Regions from separate parts of the Homo sapiens genome. Here region 2 is linked to region 1. Evidence: chromatin loops called from intact Hi-C (ENCODE). Cell type or tissue: endothelial cell of umbilical vein. All regions are shown on one strand. Each heading gives the region's core, and the rest is flanking DNA. Links, peaks and the distances in the headings are about the cores only.

Region 1 (5,395 bases), core at 227-5,226:
TTTTATTCCACTGTGGTCTGAAAGAGTGCTTGATATAATTTCAATTTTCTTAAATTTATTGAGGCTCATACAATTGAGGCTCATATCTCCAAGATATGGTCTATGTTGGAGAAAGTTCCATGGGCTGTTGAATAGAATGTGTATTCTGTGGTTGTTGGATTAAATGTTCTTTATATATCTGTTAAGTCCATTTGTTCCAAGGTATAGTTTAAGTCCATTGTTTCTTTGTTGACTTTCTGTCTTGATGACCTGTCTAGTGCTGTCAGTGGTGTATTGAAGTCCCCCACTCATTTTTAATGGGCAAAAAATTTGGACAAATACTTTAACAAATATTATATACAAATGGCAGTTAAACACAAGAAAAGATGCCAAACATCATTAGTCATTAGGGAAAAAAATTAAAACTACAATGAGATATCACTACACTCATGTGAGAATAATTACAAAATAAGAAAAAACATGAAGACACTAAGTGCTTACAAAGATATGCAGCATCTAGAACTCCTACACTTCTGGTGGGGATGTGAAACCCTCCCTAATGAAGCCAACATCACCCTAATACCAAAATCAAGGAAGGATATAACTAAAAAAGAAAACTACAGACCAATATCCTTGATGGACATGGATGCTAAAATCCTTAACAAAATACTGGCTAAGCAAAATCAACAACATATCCAAAAGATAATCCAACATAATCAAGTGGGTTTCATACCAGGGAAATAGTATCAAACACTTTTTTAAAAGCACTTTGTCAGTTTCTTAAATAGTTAGACCTGCGCTTACCATATGACTTAAGAACCCCACTCCAAGGTATTTATCCGAATAAAATGAAAACCTGTAGTCACACAAAGGCTGCATGCACAATTTTATATTGGCTTTATTCCTAACCACCAAAAACTAAAAAGAAACCAAATGTCCTTCATCTGGTGAATGGGTAAACAGATGTGGTACACCCCTTACGATCGAATATTACTTGGTAATAAAAAGGAAGGAACTAAGGATATATCAAAAAATAACAATGAGTCTCAAAATAATTACACTAAGTGAGGAAAGCCAGAAAAGAAGCATACAAAGTGTATGATTTGCTTTCTTGGCAGGCATTCTAGAAAAGGCAAATTATAAGAGATGATATCAGCTCAGTATGTTACCTGAAGCTAGGGTTGGTGATTGGGAATATAGAAAAAAGGCATGAAGAATCCTTATGGAATAATGGAAATGCTTTAAAATAGAATTTTGGTGATTGCTGTACAACTCTGGAATTTACTGAAAAATATTGTGTACTTACCATGGGTTAATTTTATGGCACACAAATAAATCTCAATACATTCGATTTTAAAAATAAAACATAAAAGGAGATATTTGTGTGCTCTCTCTCATATGTGTGTGATATATATCACACATAAATGTATGAATACAAACAACTTCATAGCCAGACTCTTCCTATAAATCACTAAAAAAAAAAAAAAAGACAAAATCCAATAGAAAACAGGCAAAAAAGTTGAACAGATAGCTCAAAAAGGAAGATACCTATATGGTCAATGAAGGACATGAACAAATGAAAAAATAAGCACATGAAAAAATGCTCAACATGATTAGTCATAAGAGAAATAGAAACAAAATCACAATGAAATACCACTATACATATACCAGAATGGCTCAAGTTAAAACAAATGACCGTACAGTGTGTTGAGAATGATGTAGAGCAACGGAAACCCTCATGCGCTGCTAGTATGAATGCAAATTGATGCAACCATATTGGAAAACTCTTTGGCAGTATTTGCCATATTAAATGTACTCATATCCTATGGTGCAGCAATTTCGCTCCAACATATATACTTAACATACATGTATACATATGTTTACTTCTAAGAAATGTTGATATTAGTGCTATTTGTAGTGGCATAAACGAGAAACAATCCAAACATTCATGAATAATAAAATGGCTGAATAAATTGTGGCATATTGATAAACAGCAAACTACACAACAGTGAAAATTAACGAACTACTGTTACAGGCAAAAACATGGCTGAATCTTCCAAACGTAAATTTAATGAAAAGAAATCAAATACTAAAAAGAACATACTGTATAACTCCATTTATGTCAAATTCAAAACCATTTAAAACTAATCAAAAAGAGAAGATAACTTCAGGATAGAAGGCGATAGTGCCTGGCATGGGGCGGCAGCAGGGGAACGTCTCAGGGTATAGTTAGTATTTTTTTTTTAATCCGAGTAGTAGTTGTAGAATAATTTTACTGTGGGATAAGCCATCAAGCTGCACAATTACGATAAGTGTTCTTTTTTGTATGCATATCATTTTTTCAGTTAACCAATTTTACTTAAAACGAACATTAGTTTAACAATTAAAACTATTATTTCCATCATTTCTCTTCCCAAGTAGCCCAATTTAGTCATAAATATTTTTAGTAATTAGCCACAAGTGTTCTAAGCATTTTTCGAGTGCTTAAGGCAGTAATTTACGTGGACTTTTGTAACATCAAAACACAAGATTTTCACAAGTTATTCCAACTCATTTTACTCGCGTAAATTCACCTTTTCCATTTTAAGAGAAACTTTATTTCAGCAAAGCAAGCTTCTAAGTCATCAATAGCCTGACTCTGACTCTTCCACTTGACATTTTATAATAGCAACATTAAGTACTGTGACTAATCATGAAGAAATTCTTAGAATTGGCAGCAATAGTGCTTGGGCTGGAGTGCAGTTTACAATCTTGGAATCCTTTCTCGGATGTCTTCCATTTCCCTTCTGCTATCTCTGGCACAAATTTCCTCTGATAAATGGAACCAAGAAGCTCAAACAATAGCATGCTTTACTCTCAGATCAAATTGAAAGTCTGTTTGATTTCCCAACCATGGTCACTCAGAAAACCGGCCTCTGGCTGACCTTTGCACGCGTATCTTGCTAGATGCAGAGATGACATTCTGCTTTTCTATCTCCTCCCTTTATCCACGTAACTGGAAACAGCCATGAAGGTAATCTATCTTACATGGACTCAGCAAGGTAGAAACATATGGGAGCTCCTGGGGTATTTCTTTTTGTGCTTTTGCTGACATCTGTCGTCACCTTCCCTCTTCCCAAGGAAAGGTACAAGCCCATAAAAATAAATATGCACATATTTTTGGTGGTATCTGCACAATTTTTGTGTATTCAATTAGGATACACTGTGTTTAGGATTTCAGCATGATACAGCAGAAAATGCTTGAGAACTTCACTTTGATTTTTAAAACACTGTTGAGTAAACATGTGACTGAATAAAAGTAGCTCTAGTCAACTACAATACGTAAAATGTCTCAAAGTCTTTTCCTCAGACTTCAACATTTGAAAATGGGAAATTTAAGTGATTTGTTGGGATTACAGAAGTTGCATGGTTAATGACAATGGCAGTTTGGGGAGCATGACTCGTAAGTTCTAAAATGCTTTGTTTATTATTAACTTTTTTAAAAATTTCTGATGTTATGTAATCTTTCCTTTAAGTGTTCATCTAATGCTTATGTATATTGGGCCTTGTCCTAGGTGCTGAGGCATGGTTCTATGCACTGGAAACATAGCAATAAATGATACGGACGATAATCTCTGACAGTATGGAGATTATCTTCTGCTGCATGTATGGACAACCAAATGCAGGCAATAAGAAATGAGTAAATAGTAAACATTAAAAGATTGGTATGTCAGATCAGAGATAAGTACTATGAAGAGAAAATAGGGCAAGAATGTTAGGGAATGCCAAGGGGCCTATTTCAAATAATGGGATCGTGAAAATCATTACTGAAAAAGTGACTTCTGCACAAGACTTGATGGAATCGAAGGAGAAAGCCATGGAGCTCTCTCAGTAGGAAGCTGTCTAGTGGGAGAGCTTTCGAGTCCAGTGAGAAGTGAGCGCAGAAGTCCTTAAGTGGAGCTCATGTGGCCTATTTGAGGAAAATCAAGGAAGCCAGTGAGGTTAGAAGAAAGGTGAATTCACTTCTAGGGCTGCTATAACAAAGTACTCCAAACTGTGTGGCTCGAAGCAACGAAAGTTTACCCTTTCAAGGGTCTGAAGTCCAGAAATCCCAAATCAATTTGTTGGCAGGGCCATGCTCCCTGCAGAAGCTTTAGGGGAGAATCTGTACTTTGCTTCTTCTAGCTTTTGGTAACTGGCGGCTTTCCTTGCCTTGTCTTCTGCCTTCATCTTCACACCCCCACCTTTCCTTCATATGTCTCTCTCTGCGTCTACCTAATCACAGGAAGTCTGTGATGATATTGGGCCCACATGAATAATCCAGAAGCGCCTCATCTCAAGATCCTTAACTTAATCAAATCCTTTGCCATATGAGGTGCCATTCACAGGTGTTAGGAATTTCACATGGATATCTTTAGGAGGGTCATGTTTTGGCCCACCACAAAAGGGAAAATGTAGGCTGGGCACGGTGGCTCTAGCCTGTAATCCCAGCACTTTGGGAGGCCGAGGCGGGCGGGTCATGAGGTCAGGAGATCGAGACCATCCTGGCTAATACGGTGAAACCCCGTCTCTACTAAAAATACAAAAAAAGCCAGGTGTGGTGGCGGGCGCCTGTAGTCCTAGCTACTCGGGAGGCCGAGGCAGGAGAATGGCGTGAACCCGGGAGGTAGAGCTTGCAGTGAGCTGAGATCGCGCCACTGCACTCCAGCCTGGGCGAGAGAGCAAGATTCTGACTCAAAAAAAAAAAAAAAAAAAAAAAAAAAGGGTGGGGAAAGTAAAAGAGGAGGAGAGGTCAGAGATTCAGTCAGCTGGCAGTTCATGTATGGACCATAGGCTACCACATGGCCCTAGGTTATTTTTCTGAATAAAATGGGAAGTTTGGTGACACTCTCCAACTTACTCTACATTTCATACTGCTTAAGTAAACCCATTCAATGGAATATCTGTAGAGTTGTGATAAAGGAAATTTTGATTCTTTCTTGGTTTTTTAAAGGCTCTCACTGATGCATTTTTTTCTATTTTATTTTATCTTATTTTAAGTTCTGGAATACATGTGCTGAACGTGCAGGTTTGTTACATAGGTATATATGTGCCATGGTGATTTGCTGCACCCATCAACCCATCATCTAGGTTTTAAGCGCTGCATGCATTAGGTATTTGTCCTAATGCTCTCCCTCCCCTTGCCCCCAAGCCCGCAACAGGCCCCAAAGTGTGTCCATCCTTCACACTGCAGCCTTAGTGATGTTTTAAAAATGAGAGACAACCCTGGCTATGGCTACTGAGCATGCCCAGCTCTTAAAAGTTTCCAAGGAAAACTCAGGGACACAGCAATTGTTATCAGGAAGGATAAGAGAGCCTAAAAAGAGCCCAAAAATAAAATGAAAATGAGGAAAAATTGGCACTGTGGAGAGTGCCCATAATGTAGATAAAATCTGTT
Region 2 (5,395 bases), core at 300-5,299, 120 kb before region 1:
TTTTCTGATGTATGCAGTTGGGTCTAAACCTTTCCCTGTCATTACTGCTTTGGCTGTGTATCACAACTGTTGATACGAAATGTTTTCATTGTCATTCATTTCAAAATATGATTTAATTTCTATTATGGCTTTCTCTTTGTTCCATAAGTTATTATAAATATATTTTAATCTTTCTAAGTAGCAAGGAATTCGTTTTCTTTTAGCTTTTTATTTCTGTTATTTCATTTCATCTCAAACCATATGGATAGTCCATATGATATTGATTGGTATTTGTTAAGATTTTCTTTGTGGATTAAAATTATTTTTTTTAATTATACCTTAAGTTCTGGGATACATGTGCAGAACGTGCAGGTTGCTGACATAGGTATACACGTGCCATGGTGGTTTGCTGCACCCATCAACCTGTCATCTACATTAGGTATTTCTCCTAATGCTATCCCTCCCCTAGTCCCCCACCCCCTGACAGGCCCCGGTGTGTGATGTTCCCCTTCCTGTGTCCATGTGTTCTCATTGTTCAGCTCCCACTTATGAGTGAGAGCATGCGGTGTTTGGTTTTCTGTTCTTGTGTTAGTTTGCTGAGAATGATGGTTTCCAGCTTCATCCATGTCTGTGCAAAGGACATGAACGCATCCTTTTTTATGGCTGCATAATATTCCATGGTGTTTATGTGCCACAAAAAATGTGGTTAATTTTTTAATAAAGCCCCATTGGTGCTTTAAAAAAAATTTTATTATCTAATTGCTACGTGTGAGATTCTATATGTCCATTAAATAAAGCTTGCTAATTTTGATATACAAATATTTTATAGTCTTTATATATATTACTGATTGATTCATTAGTTTCTGAGCAAGAGATATTAAAATCTTCCACCATGATCATATATTTATGATTTTTCTCTTTATAATTCTAATATTTTTGGTTTTACATGTTTTGATGTTATGTGTTAGGTGCTTATAAATTCCCACTAATATCTCTTTAGTATACATTTTAGCATTATCATATAACTAAAAATGCTCTTTTGTCTAAATTCTGTTTTGCTTAATATTGATATTAATATACCCATGGCACATTAATCCTGATTTGTTTTCTTCCATTCCTTTATCTTAAACGTCTCAAGGTCTTTACATTTTAATCATCTCTCTTATAAACAACATATGGCTACATGTTTTATATGCAATATAAGACCATTGATTTTAACTGACAATTAAGGACATTTACATTTATTGTGATGACAGATATATTTCAATATATTTGTACCATTTTCTTTTTGCATTTCTTTCTAGATTCTCTCTTTGCTTCAGTTTACCTCCCTCCTTTCTTGCATTCTATTTACTAATCTGCTCATCTTTGTTACATTTTCCTCCATTAGCATATAAATAATACATTTCATCCATTTCTGTTTTCCTTTTTTTCACATTTTATTTCTAATGTTTTAGTCATCAATTTTGAGATTTTAAAGAAGTGACTTAAACTCTAAACTTATCAGTGCCTCTACTCCCCTTTTGCACAATAAAGTTCTTAGATCACTTTTTACAGAGATCATCCTCTTCCCTTCTTAGATGTCTAGTATTTTAATTCCATTTCATTTTATGCCCATCTAAAGTTAAGCTACAGTTATTGTTTTATGTAGCTCATGCTTAAATTACCCACGTATTTATCAGCTTCTTTTTCACCATTGCTTGTTACATCTCAGTCCTTCCTCTGAGTGTAATTTTTATTTTTATATAGTAGTTCCATTAACATTATAGCAAAATCTATAATCTGGTGACCTCTCAGTCTTTCTTTATCTGAATGTATGTTCATTTTTACATTATAATCAGTCAGTTACAGATTGCTAGGTTTGCAATTACTTTCTTCCATTGCCTGAAGTAATGATTTCATTGTCTTTTGGCTTCTTTTACTGCTTTTGAGAAACTTACACCCATGTAATGGTATATTACTTCTTGTTAGGTGAACTTCTCCCTCCCTTGGTAGCTCTTAGGATTGTTCCCCAAATGGAGATATACCTAATGTTAAATGACGAGTTACTGGGTGCAGCACACCAACATGGCACATGTATACATATGTAACTAACCTGCACATTGTGCACATGTACCCTAAAACTTAAAGTATAATAAAAAAAAAAAGAAAGGATTGTTCCCCTGTTGTTGGTCTGCGGTTTCACTATTATATGTCTATGAGTAGTTTCAGGAAGCTGTGAGTCATCTGGACTGGAGGCAAATTCTTTCAGGATGATTTCATGTTTGCCAATGTCCAGGGATAAAGGCAGTTTATTTCCAATTTTATGCCAATTTCTTGGCTTGAGGTTTCCTGCATCACACAGGTGGAGTGTAGTTTCATATCCACATGTGGCACAGACCTAGAGCTTTGAATTTTTAGAAGAGATATTTTCACGGTTTTTTCCTACCCAGAGACATGAAAACACAAAATTTCTCACTTGTCGTATCCCTGGATTGTTAGGAATCTTAATTTGTCATTTCTTTTATTCCCCCATACCTCATCATTTAGCCAAAGATGCAGACCTTCAAGGTTCCTGTCTTTAAGCCAGGATTTTACTTCAAATTATTTTCCTCCATAAGCCAAAGGCCTAATCTGTTCTCAGATGGATGTCAAAAGCTCCAATTCTTATATTACTGATACCCACAACCCCTTATCATTCTTATCCCTGTAGTAGTTACAGCATTAATATTAACTCACATACTTCTTACTTAGCAGTTTTTTCTTAATTTCGGACACCAGAAATTACGATCTCAACTAAGTACATGAAAGAATTCTTTTTTATATCTAGTTCAGCACTAACTAGGTGTTCATTGCAAGGGTATTTTCAATTCTCTTTATCTGCTGCTTTGCTGCAGAAGACTAATTGTCTATTTTGGGTATCTGTCTTTCAAAGTAGACTCACGCTTCTCCAGGCTAAAACTCGAGTTAAGACTTCATGGAGTGTGGTAGTAGCAGCATTCTAGGCAATAAAAGAGAATGTTCAAAAGCTTGGAATTAAACATCCTATGCTGTTTTCTGGGAACAGTCCAGTGTAGTTTATCTTTTGGTTATGTGAGGGTGCGTAAAGGAAGCTATGACAAGTGCCAATGGTGATGGTCATTTCATGTCATCATAAAGAATTTAGTTTTATTTTCCAACAAAATTGAAGCCATTGGAGAGTTTAAACAGTGGAATGTCATAATCAGATTTGTGTTCCAGGCCAATGGCTCCAATTGCTCAGGCTGATATGAGTATAAGTAAAAGTGGATGTGGGAAACCAATGAGACAACCACAAGAGTTCAGGAAAGAGTGCATTTTAATCAGGCTATTTTCAGGAACACAATTTCATCTCTAGGTTTCTGGAGACCAGAGAAGACACTTTACAGACGCATACACACATTTGTACACACATACCCTGCTGCCATCACACCAAACTTTAAATAAACTTGGTATGTTTCTGCAGTCAATAAGTGATTAATTATTGCTTAATTGACTCAGCAAGCCAGCTACTATTCCATAGCCTCACCTGAGCTACAACATCAAGCTGTATGAATCATATTTATCTTTCCAATGTCATGAAAATAAAATGAAGTTTAAAATAAATAAAAGAAAATGAAATTCGTGACCCTACCTAAGCCAGAAAAGCAGCTGTATGCTTATCTGTGGGAATGACGATTGTTTCATTCTGGAGATGTCAGCTCAGCTGTGTAGCTTTTCTGGCACATTATATCACTAAACCAATTGCTTGTATGGTCAGTTAGCCCCTTCTATCAGTGACTTGACAAGGGTTCCAGCATTCTCCCTCCCATCAGTTTACTACAAGAACTAAAACAAAACAAAACAAAAACAAAACAAAACAAAAACCAAAGCAAAAACATCCTTCTTTACATGAAAACTCATTGTCTTCCCAAAGTTACCCACAATGAATGATTTCTGTAGGAGAGAGGCTCACTGTCAAGATCAGTCTGTTTTCTGAAACTCACTCCCATCTATCCTCTAGTAAATACTTTTCAGCATACACTCAGGCTTACCTGTCTCAACCAATACCCTAGGTTGTCTGATGGCACAGAGATCTAGTGGTGTCTCACTCTTTTAAATTCTTCAAACAGCCACTGAAGACAAGTGGAGTCTACACTGTTTGGTTCACAAATCAAGAAAAGACATGTAAATATACCCAGGTGGACACGACATGACATTTTCTTTCAAATATTCTGCACTCGTGGCCTGCCAAACATTTCAAGAGTATTTCTCTCCCTTATTTGGACAAGGTTCTTCTGCATAAATGAGCTGTGCTAAGAAGCTAATCCATAGAAATAAGAGATTGATAAGGGATTAAGAATGAATAAGCAGGCTACTCATGACACTATCCATATGCTGTTTATTTAACTAAGAATAGTCTGATTTTTTAAATTTTTAATTCTGTTGAGAAGAAAGATACTCTTTCCTTTTATCATCCTTATTTATACCACTCATGATTTCTAAGGTTCATAAATAATTCATCTTTTTTTGATTGAGAATGATGACCTTATTGCTTTTAGATACGGATACTGTGTTAGGAACAGGAAGGTCTTCTTAAGAATACTGCACCAGTCGTGCTGAGCTGTGATTTTCCTGGAAGAAAGAACATGGCACACTCAGCTGGTAATGGCGATTGTGGAGAAAAGTCCAGTACCTGTGGGTCAATCTGTGGCAGTCTCTGTTTTCAGTGGGAGCTGTGGCAATTGAAGTTGCAAATAAGATTGTGTTAAATTTTATAGAATAAGACATTGTTAATGCAATATTTAAATTAACTAATAAACCATAGATTTTATATGCCACATTCAAATGGTGTAATACAGTGCATTTGATAAATTTTCATTATTGCAAAAAAAATGACAGCATATTTATATTTCATAATTTATTTCTCCATGACATATGGGAATTCACAAACGCTAAAAGTAATATATAGTACAGTCATTTAAAGATGGTATCATGCTTCTGACATGTTATATAGAAATTTAAAGAAATTTACATTTAATTTAAACAAGTATGAATTGCTTATTTTTTATTTTTATTTTTTAAATTATGCTTTAAGTTCTGGGATACATGTGCAGAACATGCAGGTTTGTTACATACGTATACACCTGCCATGGTGGTTTGCTGCACCCATCAACCCGTCATCTACATTAGGTATTTCTCCTAATGCTATCCCTCTCCTAGCTCCCAACCCCCAATAGGCCCTGGTGTGTGATGTTCCCCTCCCTTGTCCATATGTTCTCATTGTTCAACTCCCACTTATGAGTGAGAACATGCAGTGGTTGGTTTTGTTCCTGTGTTAGTTTGCTGCAAGTGATGGTTTCCAGCTTCATCCATGTCCCTGCAAAGGACATGAATTCATCCTTTTTTATGGCTGCATAGTATTCCATGGTGTATATGT

Evidence for each region. Hi-C counts contacts between places; a loop is a spot of excess contacts. Peaks named below come from ENCODE experiments on the same cell type or tissue, not always from the same donor. Only the 100,000 strongest peaks of a DNase experiment are listed, where the experiment ranks them.
Region 2: it touches region 1 in a loop (5-fold over the local background); 1 of 110 quality-filtered maps calls a loop at or near these places.

The regions. Positions count from the first base shown.
Region 1 is chrX:141,338,744-141,344,138 of GRCh38, forward strand. No RefSeq gene overlaps it. Among named protein-coding and RNA genes, the nearest start is that of SPANXC, 99 kb to the left of the region's middle. In endothelial cell of umbilical vein, for the core only: no CTCF peak of the experiment used is centred there; a DNase peak (open chromatin) is centred at 2,738; H3K27ac peaks cover 1,585 bases.
Region 2 is chrX:141,218,593-141,223,987 of GRCh38, forward strand. No RefSeq gene overlaps it. Among named protein-coding and RNA genes, the nearest start is that of SPANXC, 21 kb to the right of the region's middle. In endothelial cell of umbilical vein, for the core only: no CTCF peak of the experiment used is centred there; DNase peaks (open chromatin) are centred at 1,949 and 2,229; H3K27ac peaks cover 1,644 bases.